Regions from separate parts of the Homo sapiens genome. Here region 2 is linked to region 1. The links are chromatin contacts, found by Hi-C or POLR2A ChIA-PET in ENCODE. All regions are on one chromosome and are shown on one strand. The core of a region is the stretch at or near the end of the contact, and the rest is flanking DNA. Distances in the headings are between cores, read along the strand shown. Region 1 has its middle 29 kb from the start of STOX2. Region 2 overlaps STOX2 (storkhead box 2).

Region 1 (6,944 bases), core at 1,859-4,358:
CACTCATCAGCAGCAAATCAACTATGCCACTTGAGCCCCCTAAATCTGGGCTCCAGATTTCTCCAAGAAATTAATAGATGGAGTTGTCCGTGGAGAAATGGTGAAAGGTGCCACACCAACGCGAGGCATCTGACATTGCCAGGGACAGAAGAGATCATGGAGATGCGGCTCACTTAACTTACGGCTACACAAGCCTACCTGATGTTAGGGCCCATGAGAAGAGAAAGTCACTCACTGTATCCCAGCGCCCAGCCGCATTGTGAACTCGTGCGATGCACAAACACCCGAGAAACTATTCATTGCCGGAGCTCTGTGGTTTCCTCCAGAGTGAGGCCAGCATAGAGCCACCGTGTGCTTCTGTTTTTGCTCCGTGAGGACACTGCACAAATATGTCCATGCTTGATGTATGGGCCGAGAGCAGAAAGGCGTACAAGGGATGTGTGTAGGGCTCATGGAGGTGAAGAAGGATGAGATGGTGAGAGAGAGGGTGGCAGTGAGCCCGGGGACATGCCTTCGCGAGGCTGGCCTGAGGCTGCCTGGGGTCTCTACACATAATTCTCACCAACTCCTTCACCCCATACACACGTCTAATCTTCAAACACTAAAATAATAACAAACACAGATAATTTGGGAGAGATTTATGGCTCTTGATCTTTTACAGAAACAGGCTGTGGGCACATGAAATTGATCTGTAAGTGCCAAGTCCTTTCATTACTGTGGCTGTTCTTTTTTAATAACAGACACCATTGTGCAGATTTCAAAATAGTTTAGACCTAAAAAAAAAAAAAAACTATCCATGAGTAAAGAACAATTCTAGAGAGCAGAGCTTTCACTGTAAATCTTTAGGGAAAAGAAAAAGAAAACAAAATAGAAAAACTCAGCTCACCCCTTACGGGCCATCCTTTGTGCTCCTAATCTCAATACAAAGGTTAGGATTAAAAGCATTGGCATTAAAATAGCCTGCAGTTTCTGCTTTGAAGTCTAATGATGACAATAGCTAAAATCTTTGACAACTTTTGAGAAGGCAGAGTCCTTCAAAGTCCTTTGAAATGTTAAATACTAAATTGAAGAGGTCGTTATACAGAAAATTTTTTCATTAAAGGTGCACAATGAACATGCTTTTTAGATTCACACTCATTTGGTTTTCTTTCAACACCAAGATTGCATGTATGTTCTCAATTTGCTATTGTCTGTAATTCTAATTCCAAATCAAAATCAGGACCCAACTTGCTGGATTAAACCCAGAAAACGACTGTTAAAACAGAATAATTGGTCCTTATGAAGTGACAAATATTTCTTATTTTGTAGCTGCTTTTCCGTGGCCAAAACCACCAATGAAAGCTTAAGTAATAGCTGTTTCAAAAAACACCAAAAAACAAAACATAATGAATAAACTTGGAGCAGCATTACAAGGCCTGCATTTTAGTTTTTCTTATTCCTGGGAATTCTACAAATGGCACCTTTACCAGGCAGGTTCACTGAATCTAAAAATGTCTCCAGCAAGGGCAGGCCATGGCAGAGTTGTATAAATGAAGCTTGCACTGGACAAGCTCTTCTTAGATCTCCTGGGTGCAAATCACAGCTCTTTCCTCTCCTAGCAAGCAAGTGGCCTTGGATGGTTCCTCAAGCTTTCTGCAACTCAGTTTCCAGGTCTAAAAACTTCAAGTGATAATTCTTACCTCAAGATACTGTTGTCAGGGCTTAATAGGATAAATTATGTGAAAGTGTGGCATAAGCCAGGTACTGTGGCTCACACCTGTAATCCCAGCACTTTGGGAGGCCGAGGAAGGCAGATTACTTGGGGTCAAGAGTTCAAGACCAGCCTGGCCAACAGGGTGAGACCCCGTCTCTACTAAAAGTAAAAAGAAAAAAAAAATTAGTCAGGTGTGGTGGCAGGCACCTGTAGTCCCAGCTACTTGGGAGGCTGAGGCACGAGAATCACTTGAGCTCAGGAGGTAGAGGTTGCAGTAAGCCAAGATCGCCCCACTGTACTCCAGCCTGGGAGACAGAGCGAGATTCCTTCTCAAAAACACAGCAGCAGCAGCAGCAGCAGCGGAAGTGCGGCATGAGGCAGGTGCTTAAAATTCTTAATAAAGTTAATAACGCTTTATCCTCAACCAGAAACTCAAAGCTTCCATGCGTCCCACTCCACTGTGCAGAGCACGCATACAGAGCATGCAAAACGGCTCTGCAACAAAGTTACAGACCCTATTTTCTCCCTTGGTCAAAAGTAATCTCTATATGCTCTGATCCATTGATTCTTTTGGTCAGTGAATTAACCTGAAAACCAGATTCATGCTAACATACTGGCTGGTGTTCATGTTTCCCCTACTCCAAAACATTTTAGCATCATCTTTCTGGAAATGTTTGGGATCTGGTTAAAATGCAGATCCTGTAGGTCTGTGTGCGGACCCGAGATTCTTCATTTCTCTTGAGCTCAAAGGAGATGCTGACGTGCTGGTCCCCAGACCATACGCTTTGAGTAGCAGGACTTTAGTTCAGGGGATAGCAAGAATCAGAGACTCACAGAACTTAGAGCTAAAAGAGATTGTTTTTATCCCAAAGATGGAAGACTCAGCAAATTCTGCCCACATATAATTTTTTTAGTTTTGGTCCTCATCATATTTTTTGAAATTGGGTAAGTTTTACAGATTTATAGCATTAAAAAAACCCAAAAAACACAGTCTCATAGTATGGGCCTTTTTTCCTGAAGCCGAGTGGTGGCCCTATAGAGGGGCCACACATTCTCCAAGACCCTCCCCAACACAAAGACTGAACGGCACGGCCATGTTCCAGGATGCAGGAACTACTGTCAACCGTTCTCAGTCTAGAAAACGCTTCTCCATTCGCACTCACAATGGAACTCACAGGGCTTTGTGCACGTTTCAAGAAACGTCAGAATAGAATGCCCGCTTGGCCCACTTCACTGGTTTACATGACCTTCCTGGCAACCCCACTCGCTCTGCAGACAAGAAAGTGGGAGGCGCAGCCGTGAACGACTTGGCTCAGGCCACAGGGCTGGGCAGCAGAGAGGAGGGGAGGTGCTGGGTCCCCTACGGGACAATGAGAACTACTGACAGCTCAGCAGGCACCCTGAGCGGCTGCCTCCATACAGGTGGGGCCTCAGCACCTTTCAAACCACTGGCGCTGGCAACCTCTCCTTGCCATCCCGGCTCAACATGACTAACTACTTTCACTTTTAAAAACCTCCTTTCTGGTGCAGTTCCATGTCTGGTTATTAATACCATAAACAAGGAATACCAAGAAGCCTATCCGTCATCCACTTACGTCATCCACTTATCTGACCTCCTGGTCAGAGCCAACCAGGAGGCTGAGCCAAAGCTGGCATCTCCCCCAAAGGAAAGGAGCCCAGGCCTCCCGGGCCTGCTGCACACTCTCTGGAAAGCCATTACGCACAGCCTTTGCAGTCTGGGAGGCTGCCAAGAGCTTGGGACCTGGCCAAGTCAGGGGTAATGCATCAGACCGCCTGGGAGTCGCCCCTTGAAGTTCAAATTGTAGACAGTCTCTGTCAGAGAACTGTGTGGGCCAGACACAGGGTTCAGGTGTCTGCAAGACGCAGAGCTTGGGTCATCAAGAGATCTGCACCTCTTGGAGAACTCATGGGGATCAAGGTGAACATAGGCAACATGCACCTGCAACAATTCTAGCTGATATGGGGCCTCTGGTCAACAGTATCTAAAGTATTCATGTGGCCAGGTGCAGTGGCTCACACCTGTAATCCCAGCATTTTGGGAGGCTGAGGCAGGAGGATCACTCCTCCCTGGATGGACCTGAGCAACATAGTAAGACCCCATCTTTACAAATAAATTTTTAAAAAATTAGCCCAGCGTGGTGGCATGTATCTGTGGTCACAGCTGCTCGGGAAGCTGAGATGGGAGGATCGCTTGAGCCTGGGCGGTCAAGGCTGCAGTGGGCCACCATCATGGCACTTGACTCCTGCCTGTCTCCAATAATAGCAACAACAATAATGATAAAAGTACTCATGTGAGACTAAAACGAGCGGAGCTCATCCTCTCAAGACCCAGGTTTTAAGTATACCCTCCTCTTCCATCCTTCTTTGACAAAACACAGGCTGCCACTCAATTTTCTTAGAGGGCTTTGCAAAGGAGACACCAGCTACTGCTGCATGAAAGGAGGAGGCTGCAAAGCCCGCTCCACCAGGCCTCGGGCTCCCACACAGTGAGAGGGAGCCCTCCAGGGAACACAGTCCCGACTATCACAGGCTCCTCCATAAAATGGGAGGCTTCGCCTGGGGCAAACACAGACTCTCCCTAGAAAAGCCACTGGCCTCTGCGGAAGTGCTATCAATAAGGAACAGAAAACAAAACCACAATTGCCTCCTTCCCCTGCCCCATCTTCTAAAACCCCAGCCAAGGTATTCACCACCACCTACCATGAAAGCCTTGAGGAAGCGGAGGGAAGGGAGAGAAAGAAGGACTTTCCTTATTTTAAGAGAATAAAGACAAGAAGAGAAATTTAGAACTCAGTTTCTCCACAGTCCCCATCACCCTGTAATAATATGGGCATTGTTGGTGACTACTTGAGACAAATGTTGGTCAGGGAAAGAGGCAGCCCAGGGCCACTAAGTCTGCAGACAGTGGAAGGACAGGAGCTCTTGAGATGTATGTGACTCTGTTCTTGAGAAATCACAGAAACCAAAGCTATCCCACAACATGTAAACTTAATTCACACTGCAAAATTCTAAGTTTTATATATATATATATATATATATATATATATATATATATATTTTTTTTTTTTTTTTTTTTTTTTTTTTTTGAGGCGGAGTCTCGCCATCGCCCAGGCTGGAGTGCAGTGGCATGATCTTGGCTCACTGCAAGCTCCGCCTCCTGGGTTCACGCCATTCTCCTGCCTCAGCCTCCCGCGTAGCTGGGACTACAGGCGCCTGCCAGCTCGCCCGGCTAATTTTTTGTATTTTTACTAGAGACGGGGTTTCACCGTGTTAGCCAGGATGGTCTCGATCTCCTGACCTCGTGATCCGCCCGCCTCGGCCTCCCAAAGTGTTGGGATTACAGGCGTGAGCCACCGCGCCCGGCCAATATATATATATAGTCTCTGCATATATAAGTGCCCTGTTCTACAGATCAAGAACAAAAATGCTATTAGAAAGAGTTCTGTATAATTGCTTAGAATAATAAGTACATTTTAAAATACACAACAAAGGTAAAAGCTCATTAATAATCTTCAGTCCTCCTGAGACTCTGAGCTTTCCAGGAGTCAATCAAATATTGCAGTTGCTTAAAGAGAACCTCTGTAAACCTAAGGACTGTCCTCCTTCTCTAAAAGGGAGCAAATACAAAGAGACTTTCTTATTCAGTTATGACTGCAGGGAGGCTAGGGTTGAAGAAAATAATAAAACCCCCTGCACAACCAAAGAAAAATGGCATGCAAAAGGGTCACTTTTACCAAGGGATGAAGCCTTTCTCCCAGTGTCACTGATAAGAAAATATCCCAAATGGGGCTACAGCTCCAAAAGTGGGTTGGACACATCCGTGACATTTTTTTTTCTCCAAGTCTCTGCAATCTGTTTCTTGCCATCTGCTAAGATATTGGTACAACCACATCTGAGTCAGAATGCCCATCTCTTAGGAAAGCAGAATGATTGTCCGCTCGCCACTTACTTATGGGAGCCACAGGCCACACTGTCTCAGATATCCAGCCCATGTAGGGAAAAGGATGAGGTCTCATGAAACAGAAGGCAAGTACCCGGACCTCAGCTGAGCAGACCACAAGTCTGGAGGAAGCTCATCCACGCTCTCCAATTGGAGGTGTCGTTTCAGAGTCATGACAGAGCACTGGAGTTACAATCCTGGGGAAACCACCATTTCCATGGTGTGCAGCCCTGGCAGCTTTGTGTTTGTACAACTACAGCCCTGCCTTACTGTGGAGCTTCCCTGGGCAATTTTCAGGAGAAGCACACACATAATGGTGATGAAACTAATTATATGCCTGATTTAAGTAGCTTTCTTCCAAAGAACTCAAAGCATGTTCATGTGCATTGTCTCACTTCCCGGTTTCAACATACCCAAGAGACAGTAAAGGGAGGCATTACTATCCCACAATATCTATGGAAACAACCCCCAGCACAGTGCTCCAGGAGGAAGCTTGCATGCTGCGTGTGTTACTAGCACAGTCACCATTTAGTGCTTGTCAAGGCAGGCTCAGCACCTTCTGGAAACCTAGAATGCAACACCCAAAGAAATCAACCAATCCTCCCTTTTTTTTTTTTTTTTTTGAGACAGAGTTTTGCTCTTGTTGCCCAGGCTGGAGTGTGATGGTGCGATCTCAGCTCACCGCAACCTCCGCCTCCCAGATTCAAGCGATTCTCCTGCCTCAGCCTCCCGAGTAGCTGGGATTACAGGCATGTGCCAACACGCCTGGCTAATTTTGCATTTTAGTAGAGACGGCGTTTCTCCATGTTGGTCAGGCTGGTCTCGAACTCCCGACCTCAGGTGATCCGCCCACCTCGGCCTCCCAAAGTGCTGGGATTACAGGTGTAAACCACTGCGCCCAGCCCAATCCTCCCAATTTTTATATGTGCCCAACACAAAAATGCTTATAGACAGATCTGAACATACCAACAGGACATAACATGCAGGGAAAAGACTTAGACTGTCTTTGTATTAAAAATAAAGAGCCAGCTTCCAAAAAGTAAGTAACACTTTAAAAATCTGAGAAGTAACATTCACAGCTTATAGACAAGTTTCAGAACGTGACTTTCTGAAACGTTCTGTCTTATCATTGATTCCATGGCCTTCATGGTTTTTCAAACTTTCACTAAAAGCAAACAGCAGAACACAAAGATGACGGACTAATCTCATAGAGCAGATCTGAATTCCAAAGTGTCAGATACATGGACATTGCAGGGTGAGAAAACCCAGGATTAAAAAAAAAATAATAAG
Region 2 (7,354 bases), core at 1,486-3,985, 110 kb before region 1:
GAAAATGAATCACGTATCTGCATAAAAATGTCCTTTTCATTGCACTACGGGTGCCACGCTCATTGTGAACCCCAGGCTGAATCACTCACGTGTACACCTGCGGACATGCATTTACACACCGACACACACACACACACAGAGGAATTTATGCCAGCAGAGAAAACATGTAGTCTTTATTTAGAGTGCAAGAAGCAACACGTAAACATCTCAGGAGGAAGACGGGGGCGGCAGTTGAGAGAGAGAACACAATGGAAGGAGTAGAGCAGCCACATAAAACCCGAGAAAAATGGAGTCAGAGAGGCCAAGGAAACGAATCTCACGGCAGTGGTACTGCCGAACTCTCCCAAATCCAATAACGCCAAAACAGGCACCGCTCGCTGCCTCCGCTCAGGATCCGGATAACCGAAAAATTATCTCATTCTCAGAAACCCATAGAGGTGGGTGGCAGACGATTCTGCAGCAAATTCTCCCACATCCTCATGAACCCAGCAGCTCAGCTACCAGGGGCACAAAATGTGGGGTGCCAGCAAAGATGGGAAATGCACTGAAGCTCTTCATAAGGCGCCCCCGAAACTCAGAGTTACAGGGGTCCCCACGTGGGTCTCCCGGCTAAAATCCTGAAAGCGTCCTATCCTCTCCTGACTCCGGTGATTCAGCCTGTCCTCCAGAACCTCCCCCAACAGAGCTCAGGCTCTGGCAAAGGCCCCCCTGTGAGTTGAGTTCAAATCAGCGTCTCTTGTCACCCCTGCACAGTGACATCCATTCTGTCCTCGGGAGGCTACAAAACGTATAACCCGCTTCTGCGCCATCACCCATCCGATAGCTACAAACACTAACCAGGTCCCTGTGCCCAGATCAGCTCTTCTCTAGCTGCCTAGAGTCTGGGACACTCAGCAGGCATGCAGACTATATATTCATCTACTGATCCATTGAGATGCTTGCTTTGAATGTTATTAAATAAAACGTCTTCCATGCCCTCAACCACCTAACGCTTTTCACATCCTCTGCCCTCCTGGGGTCCCCCCTTTGCTCTGGTCTGGCGTATCCATTTCCCTCTGACGACGTGGCATCCTCCTGCTGAGTCCTCCCCGTGGCACTGTCTCCTCCCTGTCCTGGACTATCTGTCACCCTGTGACCCCCTTGAGAATGTGTTCCACACCAACTGCTACTGATGCACTTTTTAACAGCCTCATCAATTTTACCTTGTATGCTTGATCAGAAGCATATAAGGACCTAATAGGCCATATACAGATGAAAACATACATGTTTGGATATTAGAAATTATGACTACATTTTTATTTATACATTCTCATCCCTTTTCTTCAAGTATTTGTTTTTTTTTTCTTTCTCCACATACTTAACCAAATACGGTCTTGATTTTCCCTTCTAGGGTATGATTTTCTCTCCTCGTTGATAAGCCACTAGCTTCTCATGCATGCCACAGACTGAGCCTAGGGCCCAGCACCAGCGCCTCCAAACAAAGCCACTCGCCTTTCATCAAACCTCTTTAAGTCTGGCTGTGTTGTTGGATATAAATCCACCCAAACCCATGTAATCCAGCCCATTCCTGTCGGGCGTGGTCTGATCACTGTAAGGTCAGACAGGGTGCCTAATAAGCACACGCACCTTAAGAATGCAATGATGGAAGCATATAACAAATGTATTACAAATTCATATCTAAACAGACATATCTGTAGTCCTGGCAGTGTAAGAGCCTTCTGGGAAGCCCTGGGTCACTGTACCACCTCCTGACAGTTAAAGACACAAGTTTCTTCTATGATCTATGAAAGGTTAAATATGTGGAGAAAGAAAAAAAATCCAAATACTCGAAGGGATGAGAATGTACAAATAAAAATGTAGTCATAATTTCTAATATCCAAGCATGCATGTTTTCATCTATATATGGGCCTAGTATGTCTGTACTTAGAAACTCACATCATCTTCACAAGGACTCTGAAAGTTAAGTACTGGTGTGAGCCCCACTTAAAGAGGGGAACTCTCTTCCTGAAGCTCACAGAGCTGGTGAACGGCAGAGATGGGATTTCAACCCAAGGCAGCTGGCTCTCGAGTCTGTTCTTTCAGCCACTGAAAGTCAATTTTACCTTTTACACGTTTATGTATGCTGTTCTACAGACTTCCTACATGAATCATCTTCAACAACCATTGCTGTTGAAAGTCTGTTCTTTCAACAACACGTGTTACCTCTTGATAATTAAAATAAAAAAGCCACTGTAAACAAAAAAATGTCAAAACCTATATGTCAATTTTTAAATTTAGATTGAACACAATCTGCTTACTTGGCACATGGACCAATGAGGTCAAGGTCACAAGTGGGGTCTCCCGTAGAAGTTGCTTCTGCTGGGGTCTATGACCCCTAACGACTGCCCCTGAGTAGACTTTTATTGAAGGACCATGGAAAAGAATATACACGGTCAGGCAAAACCACCACAAGCTCATCTTGCTGCCCTACCGAGAGTACGGTGGGTTTCATAATGGACACCATTGGCCTCCACTGAGAAACAAAGACAAGAACGGTCTGCTGATGCTTTAAATCTCGGCGTCTGATGGCAAGATGAGCTCAAGAATCACATGCAGCCATCATTAGCAGTCCTCCTCCTGGCCCCGTGCCTCTTACATCTTTGGATAACAGCTTCGGTGTTACAGTAAAGCTTTACGAACATCACACAGAGGACCGCAGAGGTGATTTGCTCAGTTGATGAAGTGTGGGCAGAGGCTGTGCTTGGCACTCGCCTGCGTCCTTGGCAGCAGATTAAATAGCAGCGTCACATAGGGACACGGGGAGGATCTTAATAAACGCTTGATGGCTAATGGTCTCGCATGCTCTTAGAGCTGCTCCACTTGAAAAAGCAGACAGCAATAAATACCATTAAATCAATTAAAAATATTTATCAGGTGCCTAACTGCAAAGTCCTATGGTCAGTTCAGGAATTTAAATTTTAATCTTTAAGGTTGTGTACATATGGAGTATACAAACCTTGGTGCACACTCTCTCATGGACAAATGACATGGTGTCTGCCCTCAAGAAGCTTCAAATGTACTTGAGGAGGTAAGATACTCACATATAAAAAGTGCAAAAATACAAGGCAGTGTATTTCAAAGGGGAGGAACAGGTAACCAGTGCCCCCAAGAATTTTGAAGAAAAGAACCGGGGTCGAAACAGTCAGCAATGGCTTCCACGGAAAGGCCAACTTGTTCTAGAATCTGGACAGGTGAAAGAAAAGAGAAAGCACAGCCCATATGTCATAACATAAGCTCCATGAGCAGGGATACTTTTTGCATGTTTTGTGTTTACAGGTATATCCCTGAAAGTGGCTAGCCAACAGCAGACCCTAAATCTATGCTGAAGGAAGGAGAGGACTGACCTGCAGGGAGGAAGCATGGACAAGGTGTGGAGGTGTGGATGGGAGGGAGGTGGGGATCATAAGGCAGGCAGGCCTGCCTGGGGCTGAGGGTTCATTACTGGGAAGTAGAGGAAGAGAAGGCAAGAGGGGTGGCCCAAGGTCAGATTCAGAACATGGCGCACGGTGGCTCATGCCTGTAATCCCAGCACTTTGGGAGGCAGGAATATCACTTGAGGGCAGGAGTTCAAGGCTGCAGTGAGCTATGATTGCACCACTGCACTTCAGCCTGGGAAAGAGAGCAAGATCCTTCTCTAAAAATTAATCAATTAAAAAAAATTTAAAGAACAGTCTTTAATGGATAGGAAAATGGCCCACTTTATATTTGCAATGAGTTTCACTCAGCATTTGCTAGATGGCCCTTAGTAAGTCTCCTCCCAAAGAAGCCTGACACCTCCATTCTCCAAAAACATTTATAAGCTCATGGCAACTCCCAGGAGGGAAGGGATGCTGACAATATGGTCAGACGCGGCTTCCCCCAGGGACTTCTTGGACTCCTATCACAACTCAGAAGTCTGCGGTGTCAAGATTCTCTTCCTTTTTCAAGACTGCACCAGTCGGGGAGAAAACAATCCTAGTCTGTGACAATATTCCACTAAACCTCCTTTCGACTCAAAACACACTTATAAAACACAGCACGTGAGATCCTAGCATGTGGCTGAGGTCACAGTAACGATGAATGAGTACCGCTCCTATATTCATTGTTCAACATCAGCATCTATGTCATTCAAGGCAAAGAGGGAAAGAGGACCAGGAGAGCAAAGAAAGATGGTTATTTCTGATATGAGAAAAGCGCCATCAAGGAAGCATGGAGGGAACTGAGAGGTGCTTCAGGAAGGAAGAGGCACTGAGGCAGCCACACAGGATGGGCGAGTAAAGGGGTGGGGAGAGGCAAGATGAGAGTGTCTTTCCAGGCAGCAAGGCAGTATGAACAGAGACGATGTGGTTAGACAGTCTAAGATGTTTTGGAGAATGGCTGGTGGTAGATTCAGCATGGCTGGGTTGGAGGGATCTATGAAGGAGATTGGTAGCAACAAGGCCAAAGAGTCAGTCAGGCTGGGATAAAGATAACATTAAATACCTGGAGAATGGCATTAAAGGTTTCTACAGGGGAGATGTTCCTCATGCTGAATGTTTAGGTTATGCAGGCAACAGGGTATAGGATGCATCCAAAGGAAAAGATAATTACTGAGGCAAGGTAAAAGCCTACTGTGAGAGAGTGAACAAAATGTAAAGAGTGCTTAACCAGGGAACAGAGAGAAGCAGAGAGACGTGAGATAACTTTTCTGTTTCACAAAAGTACTATCCAACATTTCCAACATGAAATACTGCAATGCTATCAGAAATGCATGAGTTTCACAACGCACCTAACACTACCTCCCCAGAATCTATCGAAAAGACTATCTGTGCTATAGCAGTAGCCTGACATTTGGAGTAGTGCCCAGGGTAGAATACTAGCACAAACTGAGAAATAAAGGGAAGAGGAGAAATTCTCTAAACAAAAACCCTGGGCACCAATAACAGATTATACTTTCTTAGTTGCATAAAATTGATTTTTTTAAAAAAAGACACAAATTAAAAACTCAACAAAAGCAGTTTGGAAAACAGAAAGTTCCTACATTTTTAGGGCCTTTATAGCCCAGGATTGACTAAGTGGTGGAAGAAACCATTTCAATTAAATTGGGTAAGATTTCCTTGCACTGTATATGTAAGGAAACGAAATACTTTTAAAAAATACACTTGGTGTTCTTACAAGTATTAGAGAGCAACACTATGAACATGAAGTGAAGAACATGGCTATTCTGTTACTTAAATTCTCAAAAGTCAATTCTCATAGGATTGGGAATACTGAATAAGTGCAGGTAAGAGCTGGAGGAGACACAGAAAAACATCTAGTACATCATCACTTAATCGTATATAATCCTAGAGCCCAAAGTGGGAAGGTGACTTGCCCAGGTTGCAAAGATTTACTAGCAAAACCAGAACTAGCACTCAGGTCCCCTGATTCTCAGTGCAGGTGTCCCTCCATTACTCCACAACACCTTGTAAAATATATCGAAAGAAAAGTCAACTGTAAGGCTTTTCCAGATGCACTTTGCGTTTTGTTGTTTTGTTTTGTTTGAGACAGAGTCTCACTCTGTTGCCCAGGCTGGGGTGCACTGGTGCAATCTTGGCTCACTGCACCCTCTCTACCTCCTGGGTTCGAGTGATTCCCCTGCCTCGGCCTCCCAAAGTGCTGCGATTACAGACGTCAGCCACTGCGCCCAGCCGCAGGTGCACTTTGGATAAAAAATTACAAATGAAGTATGCAGATATCTAATTTTTTCCATACCACATTGTGGTATAAACTATTTTTCTGCCCTAAGTTGTTCTAATCAATATCTAAAGAAGACACGTAAGGAAAAGATGAAAGTAAAACGAGGAAAAACTGAGGAGCTTATGATTTTTCAGTTAAAAAGCCAGATTCTAAATTTGTTGTTTTAACATTAAACAATAAGAAAACGATGAGACAGCACAGAAAAACGAAGTGTTGCCCTTCTCCATTACAATTTTATTACACAGCATTTGGATTTACAGACTATTTATTTCCAACCGACTGGGTTAAAACATGCCTGAGTGTATCTCAGACGTTTCTATCTCGTATCTAGTATTTAAACTGCAGAGAATAATGATGGAGGCCCACAGAAGCCCCCAATATGCAGAGGAAAAACAATTAGATTCTACTGTGAAGACGCCCTGAAATTCATACAGTCTATGCATTCTACTCTGTAATAGAACCCTGATTGTCCTAATAACAAAAGTTTAAAACTTTGTTTACAATGAACACCATTCAATATTACTTTCCCAAATTTACAAGTGAACTGACCCTTTAGGGAGACCATCCACATTCATCTTGAGGATGTATAAACCTGCCAGTGTATGGCCCCAATCCCTTGGGACAAATATGCCCCCAATTTGGGAAACAACAACTACATCTAAAAATACGCCCTAAAAATGGTATTTCCCAATTAGTTTTCAAAACTATCATCAGTATTTCTGTTGCTTTAAACATATACTGCTATTGAGTCCTAGAGCTCTTTTAGCTGGAATTAGTTATAAGGTCAAAGAGCTGAGAAACTGAGTGACTTTGTCCCTGGCTTATTTAATTAGAACTGAGTTATCCTCTCTGTGGGTTGCATTCCTTCCCTGCAAGATGGAATTGGGAAAAAAATATGAAGGTGGCAAAGACTGCCATATTTTTACAAAGCAGACATAGCAATAGAATCAACCTCTGACCTCAAGGTGCTTCCAATTAACTGAGGAATGAAAAGTAAACATACATGAAAAGAAAGTATCACCATACTTCTAAAAAAAAAAAACTATGAATAAGAAGGAAAAAAAATTCGCTCCAAACTAAGTCCAGACGGAGTGTAAAGTAAAGAAATACTGGCCAAACATTCTCATCACAAAGCTGAACTCAGCATGACCAGGCTGAATTTGTACTTCTCACAGTCCCCAGTTGAACCAGTTGGAAGGGGCACACCACAATGGAACACCCAGTTCAGGGAGGTTTGCAGGGACCTTCCAAGGGCTGCTTTCCCGACACCTCCGTATCCGGGGACAGACTCCTAATGTCCACCTCTATCCCTACTGACAAGAATGACAACAGTATCCGGACTGTTGTGTTCGCCTGGTGAAAGTATAGTTATTTTCAGCACGCAAAAACAATCCAATATTCGCTGGCTTAAAAGTAAACATTATTTGGGCTTTGCTCTCCTCTACACCTTTCGTATCACAGCCATAAACTTCTACTCTCCTACTAACATCTTTAATGTACATTAGCCTCATCCTCAGTATCACCTCCCTATATCACCTCATGGAAGTTGGATCATGCATTTTTGTTTATAAAGCTAGAAAATGTCATAAAATCCTGATGTAAAAAAGTAAAAACTAGT

Evidence for each region. A loop is a pair of places that touch in the nucleus more often than their neighbours do. ChIA-PET counts read pairs that join two places held with the same protein, here RNA polymerase II (POLR2A). Pooled maps may share reads with other maps.
Region 2: a loop to region 1 is called in a map of transverse colon, with 2.9 times the contacts of the local background. The contact joins two enhancer-like sites. A Hi-C loop is called at or near these places in 8 of 168 maps with a recorded cell type or tissue (Right ventricle myocardium inferior, ascending aorta, cardiac septum and 5 more) and 13 of 50 pooled maps. POLR2A ChIA-PET finds 5 or more read pairs at or near these places in 4 of 52 experiments (HEK293T, Panc1, SK-N-SH and 1 more).

What each region holds. Positions count from the first base shown.
Region 1 is chr4:183,872,780-183,879,723 of GRCh38, reverse strand. It overlaps a transcript of STOX2 not described here. Among named protein-coding and RNA genes, the nearest start is that of STOX2, 29 kb to the left of the region's middle. RefSeq lists an enhancer at 601-1,353. Within about 2 kb of position 3,108, at least 23 of the 41 ENCODE cell types and tissues checked have a DNase peak (open chromatin) inside an H3K27ac peak, as active enhancers do.
Region 2 is chr4:183,980,124-183,987,477 of GRCh38, reverse strand. The region is part of intron 1 of STOX2 (storkhead box 2); the gene reads right to left. Among named protein-coding and RNA genes, the nearest start is that of STOX2, 78 kb to the right of the region's middle. Within about 2 kb of position 2,735, at least 2 of the 41 ENCODE cell types and tissues checked have a DNase peak (open chromatin) inside an H3K27ac peak, as active enhancers do.